5 separate regions of the Homo sapiens genome follow, and regions 2, 3, 4 and 5 are each linked to region 1. Evidence: chromatin contacts called from ENCODE Hi-C or POLR2A ChIA-PET data. All regions are on one chromosome and are shown on one strand. Each heading gives the region's core, a stretch centred on a gene start or an enhancer-like site at or near the end of the contact. The rest is flanking DNA. Distances are from core to core; before and after follow the strand shown. Region 1 holds the start of RPS29 (ribosomal protein S29). Region 2 holds the start of CNIH1 (cornichon family member 1). Region 3 holds the start of CDKN3 (cyclin dependent kinase inhibitor 3). Region 4 holds the start of MIS18BP1 (MIS18 binding protein 1). Region 5 holds the start of GNPNAT1 (glucosamine-phosphate N-acetyltransferase 1).

Evidence for each region. A loop is a pair of places that touch in the nucleus more often than their neighbours do. ChIA-PET counts read pairs that join two places held with the same protein, here RNA polymerase II (POLR2A). Pooled maps may share reads with other maps.
Region 2: a pooled map shows a loop between it and region 1 (8-fold over the local background). The contact joins the promoter of CNIH1 here to the promoter of RPS29 in region 1. A Hi-C loop is called at or near these places in 6 of 50 pooled maps.
Region 3: a loop to region 1 is called in a map of naive thymus-derived CD4-positive, alpha-beta T cell, with 14 times the contacts of the local background. The contact joins the promoter of CDKN3 here to the promoter of RPS29 in region 1. A Hi-C loop is called at or near these places in 1 of 168 maps with a recorded cell type or tissue (naive thymus-derived CD4-positive, alpha-beta T cell) and 8 of 50 pooled maps. POLR2A ChIA-PET finds 5 or more read pairs at or near these places in 2 of 52 experiments (K562 and T-cell).
Region 4: a map of B cell shows a loop between it and region 1 (16-fold over the local background). The contact joins the promoter of MIS18BP1 here to the promoter of RPS29 in region 1. A Hi-C loop is called at or near these places in 2 of 168 maps with a recorded cell type or tissue (B cell and CD4-positive, alpha-beta memory T cell), 3 of 37 single-sample maps with no recorded cell type and 13 of 50 pooled maps. POLR2A ChIA-PET finds 5 or more read pairs at or near these places in 3 of 52 experiments (Panc1, activated naive CD4-positive, alpha-beta T cell and naive thymus-derived CD8-positive, alpha-beta T cell).
Region 5: a loop to region 1 is called in a map of B cell, with 17 times the contacts of the local background. The contact joins the promoter of GNPNAT1 here to the promoter of RPS29 in region 1. A Hi-C loop is called at or near these places in 2 of 168 maps with a recorded cell type or tissue (B cell and CD8-positive, alpha-beta T cell) and 4 of 50 pooled maps.

Annotation. Positions count from the first base shown.
Region 1 is chr14:49,585,052-49,587,706 of GRCh38, forward strand. RPS29 (ribosomal protein S29) reads right to left here and starts at 1,329. Exons shown (of 3, transcript NM_001032.5): 1 at 1,234-1,329; 2 at 899-998. The coding sequence starts at 1,295. It also overlaps RN7SL1. RefSeq lists enhancers at 360-409, 1,008-1,507, 1,380-1,889.
Region 2 is chr14:54,440,068-54,442,722 of GRCh38, forward strand. CNIH1 (cornichon family member 1) reads right to left here and starts at 1,307. Exons shown (of 5, transcript NM_005776.3): 1 at 1,180-1,307. The coding sequence starts at 1,260. RefSeq lists silencers at 781-830, 841-1,200, 1,241-1,510 and enhancers at 916-1,714, 1,591-1,650.
Region 3 is chr14:54,395,658-54,398,312 of GRCh38, forward strand. It overlaps CDKN3 (cyclin dependent kinase inhibitor 3), which reads left to right and starts at 1,350. Exons shown (of 8, transcript NM_005192.4): 1 at 1,350-1,420. The coding sequence starts at 1,412.
Region 4 is chr14:45,251,875-45,254,529 of GRCh38, forward strand. MIS18BP1 (MIS18 binding protein 1) reads right to left here and starts at 1,328. Exons shown (of 17, transcript NM_018353.5): 1 at 1,161-1,328. LOC107984674 (a long non-coding RNA gene) reads left to right here and starts at 1,417. Exons shown (of 4, transcript XR_001750746.2): 1 at 1,417-1,767. RefSeq lists enhancers at 1,297-1,356, 1,457-1,636, 1,546-2,495, 1,657-1,846, 1,917-1,976.
Region 5 is chr14:52,790,266-52,792,920 of GRCh38, forward strand. It overlaps GNPNAT1 (glucosamine-phosphate N-acetyltransferase 1), which reads right to left and starts at 1,342. Exons shown (of 6, transcript NM_198066.4): 1 at 1,163-1,342. LOC105370500 (a long non-coding RNA gene) reads left to right here and starts at 1,523. Exons shown (of 3, transcript XR_943867.3): 1 at 1,523-2,061. RefSeq lists enhancers at 569-658, 739-828, 936-1,449, 1,450-1,964 and silencers at 1,139-1,218, 1,319-1,538.

The sequences.
Region 1 (2,655 bases), core at 79-2,578:
CATTCCAGTGTATGACGCTTTCAAACATTTTGGGTTGGCCGGGCGCGGTGGCTCACGCCTGTAATCTCAGCACTTTGGGAGGCCGAAGCAGGCGGATCACGAGGTCAGCAGTTCGAGACCAGCCTGACCAACATGGTAAAACCCCGTCTCTACTAAAAATAAAAAAATTAGCCGGACATGGTGGCAGGCGCCTGTAATCCCAGCTATTCAGGAGGCTGAGGCAGGAGAATCGCTTGAACCGGGGAGGCGGAGGTTGCACTGAGCGGAGATCACGCCATCGCACTCCAGGTTGGGTGAGTGCGACTCCGACTCAAAAAAAAAAAAAAAAAAACTTGGGGTCAGCGGTTAATACATATATTTGGTTAGAAAATATCTAGGTACAGCCGCGCGTGGTGGCAAGAGCCTTTAGTCCCAGCTACTCGGGACGCCAAGGCAAGAGGATCGCCTGAGACCAGGAGGAGTTCGAGGCTGCAGTGAGCCGTAACAACGCCACTGCACTTCAACCTGGGCGACAGAGGGAGACCCTATCTCTAAAAAAAAAAAAAAGAGAATAGGTACTTACAAGATTGATAAATGAAACAAATGTAAAACAATTTTAGTGGCTTCTCTAAAGTGAATTTCACCAAACACAATACACGGCACCTAAAACTGGCTAAGCTATCTAGGTAAAAAAGGGAGTAGGAAAGACTAAGTCCTTCACCTTCTCCATTCTATTAATTTGATTGCCCAAACCATCAACACTGTCACCAGCTACCAACTAAAAAAAGAGGAAAAGCTCTTGGTCGAATGCTCAGAATTACCACTCCAGGGAAGATCTGTCCGTTTGTCTTTCGCGGAAAAAATAACCCCCACAACCTTCTCTGCCCAAACAACATGGAGTACGCCTGCAGACGCCTACCTTAATGAAACCGATATCCTTCGCGTACTGACGGAAACACTGGCGGCACATATTGAGGCCATATTTCCGGATCAGACCGTGCCGGTTTGAACAGACACGACTGTAAGAAAAGAGACAGCGGTTTTGCAGGTCATAGAAATTACAAGACTCCGCACTCAGACGGCTACTACCCGCATCCCGGGACTCCCAAGCCACAGTACAGGCCTGTAATGGCGGCACCAGCGACTCCCAGTCGGCGTGCTCCCTCGTGCCGCCCGTGGCCTCCTCTACTTGAGATTTTAAGCAGCCTAGCGCTCCACGGCAACGCTTCCCCAAAATCACAAACTATTTCTCACCAAGAGCGAGAACCCTGGCCGAATTTTCGCGGGTGGCTCCAGTACAGCTGCTGGTGACCCATCTTGCTCTCAGCAGTGCAACGAGGTAAAAGGAAGAAGCTGGCCCACGCATGCGCTCTTCAAATTTTTGAGACAGTTTACCCAGAATGCAGTGCTCAAAGGAAACGCGTGCGCAGTGTGGTCAGGTTGTTTCGCTGGGTGAGTAAAATGAAATCTTAGAGGCGTTGTGGGCTGGCCCAGTTGATGACGTCACCATACCACAGCTTCTAGTGCTATTCTGCGCCGGTATCCGACCGCCGGGCGCGGTGGCGCGTGCCTGTAGTCCCAGCTACTCGGGAGGCTGAGGCTGGAGGATCGCTTGAGTCCAGGAGTTCTGGGCTGTAGTGCGCTATGCCGATCGGGTGTCCGCACTAAGTTCGGCATCAATATGGTGACCTCCCGGGAGCGGGGGACCACCAGGTTGCCTAAGGAGGGGTGAACCGGCCCAGGTCGGAAACGGAGCAGGTCAAAACTCCCGTGCTGATCAGTAGTGGGATCGCGCCTGTGAATAGCCACTGCACTCCAGCCTGGGCAACATAGCGAGACCCCGTCTCTTTTGAACAATAAATACGTTAATTTTGGACTCTCAAGAGATGAATATTCTCATAGTCTTTTTTATTGATTAAACCTTTTACTTTCTTTTAATTAAAACGTTACACTTGGGAAAGGAGTTTTTCCTCGACTCACCAGTGACACCTACTGGAATAAATTTACAAAACAACTTAAAATCAGCTGTAATGATCACGAGTCAACGGTAGGGTTTGCTTTTATTTTGTTAAAGAGAGTACGTTTTCAAATTTATTTTTTTGACACACTCCTCCAAGAAATACACCTACACCATTCCAAAAAAAAATGAGATTCTTTGGCATTTAGTGTATTTGATTCTTAAATGTAATTGGCTGAATGTAAAGTAATAAACAAGTAATGTGCAGTGTATGTTGCTTTGACCAGATAATTTGGTGACAAAACAAGTAATGAAAAGCAAATGCAAAAATGCAAAAAACCAATGTCAATAAACGAATTTCTGCTGAAAGATACCTACATTCCATATGGTCATTTATAATGCCTCCAGATAAAACTGCTCTGAAATCAAAGCTTTAACTAGATTTATAAAATGTAGCACAGGGTGCAACAATTCCAGAAACTTTTACATATAAACTTTTATAAATTGAAATACAACACTTCTTTAAGGTATGTTATGTCAGGGTTCTAGTGGGGTCCCCCTACCCAATCATTAAGTTAGGCATTGTATTATATGATTAAGGAAGGAGGGGAGTCAGAGATTTGTAAACTAGATATAACTTGCTCCTTGCCCTCAAAATTTTCTAATCTGTGGGAAACAGGATTATCTCCAAGACTTCAACATACAACGTTTGTGCACCA
Region 2 (2,655 bases), core at 57-2,556, 4.9 Mb after region 1:
GTAAACATAATCACACTGCTTAGCAAAAAGGAATGGATTTGTGATATGCTTCCACTTTCGAGACTTTTTTGCACAAGACGCTGCTGCTGTTTAATCATTCTGCCCCTCCGTATGTTTCATAGAAATCCTTGTTACTGGCATGATGAAACCTGACTTAAAATCTACGTAAGAGTGAACGCGGTCATTCAAATTAAAAGCAACATTCCAGAAGGCACTGGAATATGGGGAAAAGAGAAGCAAGTATGAGATAAATTTTTAATGAATGATTTCCAGAAGGCTCTCAAGGCTTTTAATTTTGTGCTAAAGCAACAGAAATTCTTATCTCTGTAGAACTATGTCACAGGGAACTTACGACTTTTTCCTTAGAGGGACCAGTAAGGCTGTGCTTCCACCCTGCAATAGTGATGATGATGTGTGTAACAGAAATAAATACTGCCCCAGAAAAGCTTAAGGTTTCTGAGCATCTCAAAATCAAATGAAAACTCCCTCTACTAAATCAAGCAATCCTGAATATAAGGGTGGCTTGGAAAGCTGCCTGTTGAAACTCCAGCGGTCAAAGTATGATTTGGGGGGGAAACGCGCACATGCAATCAACAAAGTAATCAATTGAACTTGCATCAAAGTTCACCAGGAAACAACAATCTGGAAAAAGAGAAAAAAAGTGATTTGATTTGAAGAGCACCGAACAAGTGCTGAAAAGTAGAGTTGGAAATTCACCCTAAGTAGGTTACATTTTGGCCACAGTTCTGTGGAAACCCTAAAAGAAAGTCAATCTGTATTAACAAAAATTCGGAAAACTTCATTCACACTACGGCCGTCCCACCGCGCTGTCGACATCCTCCCCGGGAATGCAGGGCCGCGGGCCGGCAGAGGTCGGTGCGAACGCAGCGCGGAACCGCGGGCGCCCGCCTGGACCGCGGCCGCCCCATCCAGTAGGGGAGGAGTAGCGGTGCGCGCGGCCTGTGCCGAGGCAACGCGGGCGCGTCCACCTGGCGACTGCGCGCCCCGGCTCCTCCAGTACCCGCGGCCCCCAGACCCCTCGCCGCGCGGCCCGTGCCAGCCGGGCCGCATCCCCGACGCGCAAAGCCCCGGCGGCCGTGGCGGCCCGGACCGCGGGCCCGGGGCGAAAAGAGGCTGTGTTGCCGCCTCGCCCTCCTTTCCCCAGCCCCAGCTACTCACGTGCCAAATGGCGAAGAAGATGAGCGCGGCAGTGAGCAGCAGCGCCAGCATGTAGCAGAAGGCCGCGAACGTGAACGCCATGGCTGGGGAGGAGGAGCGGGGAGCGGCGCCGTTGCCAGCGGAGAAAGGCGGCGCAGGGCCCTCTGGGTAAAACCATTCACTTCCCCCGGCCACAGCCGCGACCGCCACCGCTACCGCCGCGGCGCCAGCCCTCTCAGCGCGCCTGCGCACCAGCCCAGCCGCCCCGGCGCCCTCTGATGGCCGGAGTCTGCGTTGCACTGACATTGTCCGCACAGTTGTTGATTGATTTTTCCTTCCTTCTTGCGTTTATTCTTTCAACAAATATTTATTGAATGAATGCCTAGTTTGTTACAGGTACCGCGCTTCTCGCTTCAGATACAAAGATGAATAAGATAGTACCTGCACTGAAAGAACTTAGTATAGTGCCGGAAATGAACACCTAAATAAATAATTACGTTATTATAACCCCGTAAACGGATGTGTGTGGGATGCTCTGAAAGGTCAAAGAAGGACAGCCAGCCCGCCCTGGAGCATTTAGGCAGGATTCCTGCTGTAGGTGTTTCCTAAGTTGGCCTTAGATGATGATAAGTTCTCCAGGCAAAAAGAAGGTAGAACTGGCAGTCCAAGGAAACAGTTCAGAATGAGGAAACGCAACAGAGATGGAAAAAAGAAAAGAAAAATAAAGCTTCGTGTCTCAGGTGAAACCAGCAGCAATTCTGTATTAATGGAACCTAAGTGCAAGACAGTGGTGAGACTTAGAAATGAATTAGCAAGGGATCAGATCATAGAGGGCCTTATAATGCTTCATTACGGAGCTCAGACTTCTTATCCCATAAGCCCAAATTTTTTGCTCACCACACACAACTAGAAAGATTTTTTTCATTGCAACCCAGTGGAATATCATACAGACATCAAGTTATGAAGAGGTGGAAATCTAGTTATAGAGGCAAAGAAATATAGATATGACCAAAACAAAAATTTCACAAAACTGTACTAATGATCCATAAGTACTTTCCCTTCTCTCTTTTGCTACTTGTTTTTAATGCTGGTCTTAACACACAAAATTGATTCAAAATTGATTTAACTTTCCATTACAACCATTTTTAAAAGAAAAAAACTCTATTAACTGATTGCTGCTGATGGAAGAGAAAATCATTGAAGGCTTTTGAGCAAAAGAAGACCATGTTTAGATTTGCATTAAAGATCGTTCACCTAGCAAATTGCGTAGAATAGTTTAGAAGCAGGGTCTGTCCAGTGCTGTGCAATAGAACCTTCTGTGATGGTGAAAATTTTCGATACCTAAACATTGCCCAATACAGTAGCCACTAGCCACATGTGGCCATTGGGCACTTGTAAATTGTCTAGCATGACTGAGGAACTGAACTTTAAATTTCACATCACTTTAAGTAAAATGTGGCTAGTGTATTGGACAGTACAACCTGTACCACCAGGATT
Region 3 (2,655 bases), core at 100-2,599, 4.8 Mb after region 1:
GGACTCTCCAAGCTTCCACAAGCACAGGAGCCAATTCCTTAAAATAAATCTGTTTCTATATCCATATATACACATCCTATTCATTCTTTATCTCTGGGCAACCATGACTAGCTAATACAGTCTCTAAATCAAACTGTGGTACCTTCTTTACTAAGGAATTCCTTCTAATAGCTCTATACCCATTGGCTTTCACAACATGAATCAGGGGTTGAAATTTCTGCATATTTTTCTCAGATCTGCTCCAGGCGACTTCCTTTCCCATGGCTAGTTAAATGGGGACTGGAGAAGGCGGAGAAATACTCACATTTTTAAAAGATTACAGCTAATTATGTAGACACACTGGCCCTTAGACCTATCTTACCTGGCATTTTATAATTTCCCTTTCACACAATATAATTTAATTCATATTTGGGGGACAGGAATATTGATCTACACTGTAACTTGTCTAGTTTCTGGAACGATAAACTAAAACTTCAAGCATATAAAATATGTTTATACTCTAAATTTTTAGTTTTTTCCCTAGTATTTGTATGTCTAGATATAATTACAAAGTCTATGTGATGTTTTTCATGTGACGATCCAATACAGTGCTTCCCTGAGCCCTTAAAAAATAAAAAATAAAAATACAACTTAAAGAAACAAAAACTCCCTACCGTAGCCGCTACAAGGGAGGCTAAGGCGGGAGGATTGCTTGAGGACAGGAGTTCGAGGCCAGCCTGGGCAACATAGTAAGACTTCCGTCACAAACACAAAAACTCCCAACCCGGGTTCGAGACCAGCCTGACCAACATGGAGAAACCCCGTCTCTACAAAAAATACAAAAATTAGTCAGGCTTGGTGGCACATCCTTGTAATCCCAGCTACTCGGGAGGGTGAGGCGGAGACTCGCTTGAATCCGGGAGGCGGAGGTGGCGGTGAGCCGAGATCGCGCCATTGCACTCCAGCCTGGGCAACAAGAGCGAACTCCGTCTCAAGAAAAAAAAAAAAATCACCTCCCAACCGTATGGACCACGCTGACATCCTGCCATCAAGAAGCAAAGCTTTCCAGCGTCCCCCAAGCGCTAGGGCCGCCTTCTGACTCTTCCGCCCCGCCTCCGCCCCCTGCACTCTCCCAACTGGCGGGAGGAGGGCGCCCTCCCAGCCAATCAACGTCCCACAGGGCCCGCCTCCCGCGCGTCTTTCAAAGGTCTTCTAGGAACCAGTCAGCGATTAGAGGCCGAGTCTTCGGCCACCCAAAGGCGGAGTAAGAAACCAGAAGCGGATCTGATTGGTTGCTGGAAGACGCCGCGCCCACCTCACAGAAGGACGAACCAGTGAGCTAAGCTGCGGGGCGCGGGCTCGGCCGGGGCACCGGTGAGTCGCCGGCGCTGCAGAGGGAGGCGGCACTGGTCTCGACGTGGGGCGGCCAGCGATGAAGCCGGTGAGTCGGACGTGCTGGGGTTTGGAGGAGCGAGGCGGCAGGGACGCAAGCGGTCCCGGGGACCCGATCCTGGGCCGGAGGGCAGCCCTAGCCTGGTAGCAGTGCGACTGGCGCCGTAACCGTTCTGCGGGTCGGGGAGGTGACTCGCACGGGCCCAGCACGGGCACGAGAGACGAAGGAGCAGGGTCGGTGGCCGACGAAGGAAAGACGGACATTCGCTGTGCACCTGCTGTGGGCTGTCACCTGTCCCCTGCGGGGTCTCATAAGCCTCCCAGCCGCCCAGCCAAAGAGGGCCGAGCCTCGTTGTACCGAGGAAACCGAGCCGAAGAGCTTGAGTGTCAGCGATGAGTGGGCGCGATACCCCAGCCCCGAAGGGTGGCCGGGCGCTACCTGCGCCCACAGGGCCTGGGGAAACCTTGAGTACGAATGCCACGCCGCGGCTTGTGGGCGACACCACCGCTGTCACCATGCCCCAGGGCCACCTGGCAATGCTGCTCTTTTCCCGTGACGTTCAGAATCACAGGGCCTGGGGAAGCAGAAACGTCCAGCTCTGTTAGGATTAATAAACCTGGTGAATGGGCCACACAAATTTGAAATATGAATCATCAAAGTTGCTTTAAAGAAAAAACAGATGCAGGCAAGGAGCTGAAGATCCCCCACCTAACCCATATTTCCTACTGCCCGGCTTGACAACCTACTGGAAGCCTTTCCTTTGGGTGCAGTTGATTATAATACTTCAGATAGAGCCAAAGCAACAGAAATCCATAGCCTAGGGCCGGGTGGTGTCTCGCGCCTGTAATCCCAACACTTTGGGAGGCCAAGGCGGGCGGATCACTTGAGGCCAGGAGTTGGAGACAAGCCTAGCCAACACGGTGAAACCCCGTCTCTACTAAAAATACAAACATTAGCTGAGCGTGGTAGTGCACGCCTGTAGTCCCAGCTACTCGGGAGGCTGAGCCACGCAAATAGCTTGAACCCAAGAGGCAGAGGTTGCAGTGAGCGGATATCACGCCACTGCCCTCCAGCCTGGGCGACAGAGCAAAACCCTATCTCAAGATAAAAGAAAGAAAGAAAAAAAAGTCCGTAGCCTAAATTAGCCGTCCTGTGATCTTCTAGTACCAAGACCGTTGTAGAATATAGCTTCAGAGCTAGAAAGAGCATTAGGTGCTTACAATTGCTAATCCCTATGTTGCCATGTGGAGGGACATCAGCTGTCCTTCACTCCTGGCCTCTTT
Region 4 (2,655 bases), core at 78-2,577, 4.3 Mb before region 1:
AGTATGCATACTATTGACACGGAAATTCCACTTCTAACTTGTTTTTTCCTATAGAAACATCTGCGTAAGAATGCAAATATATATGTACCATAATTGCCGATATTTACTGAATATTTACATGCCAGCCACTATATAATCTAACAGCAACTCTAAAGAGTTAAGTACTGTTATTACTCCCAATTTGAAAAAAGAGAAATTAAGGTATAAGGTGGTTAAGTAAGCTGCCCAAGGTCACTTGACAATAAGTGAGAAAGAGGAACCGATTCTACCCGACTCCATAGCTTCAGTTATTTACCAACAGGCAACAGTCTACACACCCACTACACAGGGAAGTTCACTGCAGCATAAAATGAAATGAAACAACCCAGATGTCTACCAATAAAGGACAAAATAAATCCCGCCACATCCATACAATTTACTCTATGTATTCAATAAAAAGATATATATGTACTTATATGGAAAAGTATCCAAGAAACATTAAATTGAAAAAGAAAGTAACAACATAGAATTGCATTTGTTTAAAAAAATTTTTAAGTAAATAAATAAAACACATACAGGCATAGAGAAAAACTCTGGAAGCGGTGAACCAAATTGTAAACAGTGTTTATCTTTGAAGGCCAGGATGAAGTGGCCTACCATTTTCTTGAACTCCTGAGCTCAAAAGATCCACCCGCCTCGGCCTCCCAAAGTGTGGGATCACAGGCGTGTGCCACCGCGCCCGACCATTTTCTAAATAATTTTATTAACATCTAAAGATGTTTGCAACAAGCATGCAATTTAACCAGAAGAAAACATAAGCTGAATGATCAACTGCTTCTATAGCCCTGTGGGTCCTGGGGTCCCAAGGGGAAGAGTTGGGTACTGAGGAATACAATTTTCCCACTTGGTATTCTAAAAAAAAAAAAAAAAAATTTATTTTAGAACAAAGACCTAGAACGCTCACCATCGAAATAAATTTGAGCAATCGTGTTCTACTCTCTTAAGTACAGTAGACACGCAACAAGTAAACATCGAGTGCGAAGTATAAAATCCGTACCAAAGCCAGAAATCTACAAAAAAAATAAATAAAACCGCGTGAGCCGAGATGCTTAAAGGGCAGACGCCCACCATCTGCGGGGACCCGCGGTAGGAGGTTAGCGGAGGGCGCGGGGAGGACGTACCTTGGATGAAGAGCCTGGCAGGGAGAGACTGCCGCAGTTCCGGCTCGGCTCCGCGCGGAGAGAGGGCCGCACGCCGCCGGGCTCGCGCCTCAGGCCCACGGTGTATCCTGCCCGCGGCGGCCAGGCGCCAAGCGACGCTTACCTCCTCCGCGACGTTCTCTAACACACAAAACACTTCCGCAATTCAAATTTGAAGAGCCCGCCCTCCAGCCAGCCCGGGATTGGCACGCTCGGGAATTGCGCCACCGTGCGTCTCACAGGGACGCAAGAAAACTGCAGGCGGCCTCTGCACTCCGTGGACGGCAGTGTGTCCACAAAAAGTAGGCGACCCTAAGCTGTCACAGGCAGGGGGCGAGCTCCTCTAGTTGTCTTCAAAGTTCGTTTCGTCTTCGTAGGGCACGCGCCCACCCTGAATCCCGCCTTTCCTCTCGTGAAGCTCTGCCGGGACAAGGCTGACGTGGGACGACGTGGGACGCCGTGGGCCGCGAGCACGCCCCGGCACTACTGCGGCTAAGTTTGGCCTTTCCTGGTTGCCGTCCTCCCCTACAGGCTGTGCGCCGTAGCGGCTGTTATCCTTCTTTTCCGTCTCAGGAAAACAGCGTGCTTGGTGGGTTTGAGAGAACTTCTGTTTTTCTGTCCTCCATGTTTGAGGCGGAGAAAGAACATTTTGTTCTTGAGGTGATGATGGATTGAATGTAAAGTTACGCACAAAGTGGGATGTTTAGTTGGAACTGTTCCCTCAGGAAATACGATTTTTTGGGCGTGGGGGACAGGGTTTCGCTCTGTCGCCTAGGCCTGAGTGCAGTGGCGCAATAACGGCTCACTGCAGTCTGGAACTCCAAGGGATCTTCCCACCTCAGCCTCCGAGTAGCTGGAACTACAGGCGCGCGCGACCATGCTTGGCTTATTTTTATTTTGTAGAGAGGAGGTCTCACCATGTTGCCCAGCCTAGTCTGGAACTCCTGGGTTCAAGCGATCCTCCATCTCGGCCTCCCAAAGTGCCAGGATTACAGGCAACCGCACCGAGCCAGGAAGTGATTAATTTTTTTTTAAGTCACTTCACATTCCAGAAACATTAATCTCGACAACTCTAGGTTGCTGTAAGCAGCTTGTGACGGTGGCCCCCAGACTGCGTCCCGCTTTAGACTGCACCCAGTGAATCTCCACTCTAACCACCGCGGAGTGACCGGGTGTATTCTTCGCCTTGTATAGGGCACATTGGTTCAGTCTTGAAAGTAGAGAAGGGGAAGCCAGGGTAGTAAGGTGTGTTCTCAGCCCTGAACCCTGTCCAACTCCAGTCCTGCATGAAGTCTGTCCTCTTCCCCCCATCCGCATTTGTGACAACAGAGCTTCTTTTTATTTTATACTTCCATCTAAGAAAATTAGTCAACTTCTAGTCACATACCACATTTCCCCATTAAGAGGCTTTACTGAAAAGGTGGTAATTTTTTTTTAAAGTGACTTTTGCAGTCCCTTCTAAATCCTGCATGTACTA
Region 5 (2,655 bases), core at 92-2,591, 3.2 Mb after region 1:
AATCTAAGGCCAAATCTAAACCAGCCTATGTATTTCTCAAGAGCTCCTGGGGAACCTTCTAAGTACAGGTGAATGGGGGAGGGGCGGACTTCGGATTCCTTTATATTCATTTTATAACAATTTCGATAACAAGAATCCATTCTGAATCTATTCCGTTAAAGATTTTTAACACACCTGGCCATATTTATTAAATTGTGTAACTGCATGAATGTTCAAAAGTATTTTCTGATAGTTTGACCTTTACAATCTAGGCGTTATTCCCAGTCTACCGATGAGGAAGCTGGAGCACCTGGAACTCCCAAGACTTGCCCCTTAGGTAACACAGCAAGTAAGTGACTTGGGGCTAGAATCCTCGTTTTCGCATCTTGAGCTCGATTACCATCCTCAACAGACCCCAATCTTTACATCATCATACCATACAGCTAGCGCTCTCTCCCCTATTTAGCAAATCCTGCCTAAATTAATTTCTTAAGATCCATTCTAGGATTCGTTCATGAGGGATTATCCTAACAAAACGAATCCTATAATCGCCCGTTCAATTTTGTATGAAAATTTTAAATTAGTTTGGCTTACATAAACATCAGCTCCCGCAACAGAAATCACAGTACAGTACTCGGTATTTCTAGGGGTAGGAGCCTAGGAAAAAGAGACAAAGAATGTCCCTCTGTACCCTGGGGAAAGCGCCGACCTACTCGGTGCGGAGGTGGTCTTCGGAGCAGCTGCCTCAATGGCTCCGACCACCGTGGGATGCGCCCGGGAATGGGAGAAGAGAAGGGGCCTGGGACGTTCGTGCCCATTCAAAACCGATGGCTGCAGAGAGCGCGACCAACTGTCTCATTTCCCACGCCAAAGTCTGGGGAGCGAAGTTCCGACCCCAGTCCCAGTTCCAGCCCTGCCAGGCCAAGACCAGCGTATGGCCGGACCGCTGGCCATCATCCTTAACCTCTGCTCCAGGCGCGCGTGCGTTCAACTTCCTGGGAACCGCGCTCCACACCATGTGCACCCAGCTGGCGAGGATTAACGCCCAGCTCCTCCACACAACACCCCCGGGGGCCTGGCCGGGGCACCAGACACACCTGTTAGATAAACCTGAGGGCAGGCCCGCCCCAGCCCCCAGGACACACGGTCCTGCTCTCGCGCCCCGGCCCCGGTCCCTCCTCACCCGTAGAGGCCCTGCGGTCGGCGCTCCTAGCCAGGCGCGTCGGACTCTCCCCCACCAGTGTGCACAGCACCGGATCCGGATCCGGCTTCAGCGCCAGCCCCACCTCCTCCTCCACCGCCCGCGCCACAGTTGGGAACCGCGGCCCAGACGTGGCAGCGCCAACGCCTCCACCTCGCCTCTGCCCCCTCACGCAGGGCCGCGCGCAGGCGAGCGGAGGCGGAGGCCAAGGCGCCACCCGCCCAGGCCCGGAGAGCGAGGGGCGGGGCCCGGAGAGCGGGGGCGGGACCAGGAGGGCGAGGGGCGGGGCTCGGAGAGCGGGGGCGGGACCAGGAGGGCGAGGGGCGGGGCCTGAGGCTCGAGTCGCGGCGCCTGGGGCGGTGGCCGCCGGACCAAAGCTGGCCTCTCCCGGCTCCTCCTCCTCGCTCCCCAAGGCCTTTCCCACCGCGTCATTGTCTCGGTTTATCTGCAGATACGTCTACCTAGCAGTCAGCCCAGCAGCGTAAGTGGTGACCAGTGTGGGCCTCTTTGATCCTGAGACCGAAGGCTCGGCCACTGGCCCTCTCCATTTGTTCCTTGTTGCCCTCCCTTCATGATTCAATCCATTAATTAGGACTTTTCCTACCAGCTGGCAGTTCAGAGCTCCGCATCCCCAGGCCTCTGAGTCACAGTTCCTGCCTTCATGAAACTAGGAGTTGGGGCCACTGCATTCTACTCCTTCGGGACTATTGTTTCATTTCTCAGTCCCTCAAACCCTTTATTGGATGAACATGGGGTTAGGACAGCGGTTCTCCACTGCAACAGTTTTGCCTCCCAGGAGACATTTGGCAATGTATGAATCATTTTCAGCCTCTCATCTGGGGTGAGATGTCATTGGAATCTACAGATGGTGGAGGGCACAGGTGAGTAGAGGCCGGGAATACTGCTTCACGCCTTACAGTGCGCAGGACAGCGCCGCACAACAAAGAATTACCTGGCCTGAAATGTCTGGAGTGCTGAGGTTTAGAAACCTTTCGTTAGGAGAAGAAAAGTGACTTTTTTCAGAGCCCCATTTCTGAAGTGTCTTACCTAAGTAGCACTTTGTCCCTATTTTAACAGATGAGGAAACAGAGGTTCAGAGATGTTACATAATTTACAAAAGTCTCATAGCTAGTAGCTCCCCTTCCTTGCCTTGTACCATAATTTTCAATTTATTGAAATCGCAAAGTATTTTATTCTTAAGCAATAGTATTCAAAGAACCCCATAGATCATATACCAGAAATCATATTTTTTGCTCATTTGTGAGATTTAAATTTCAGTTAACTCCTTTACTGATTTATGCTTTCTCAGAACTTCAAACATCAGTGAGTTGATGGCATCCATATCTCTGTTTTTATCTCTGTTTTTACACCCATACATACAAAAGAATATATAGGGCATGAGCAGAATGTGGTGGTATGCATCCGTAGTCCCAGCTACTCCAGAGGCTGAGGCAGGAGGATCACTTGAGCCCACA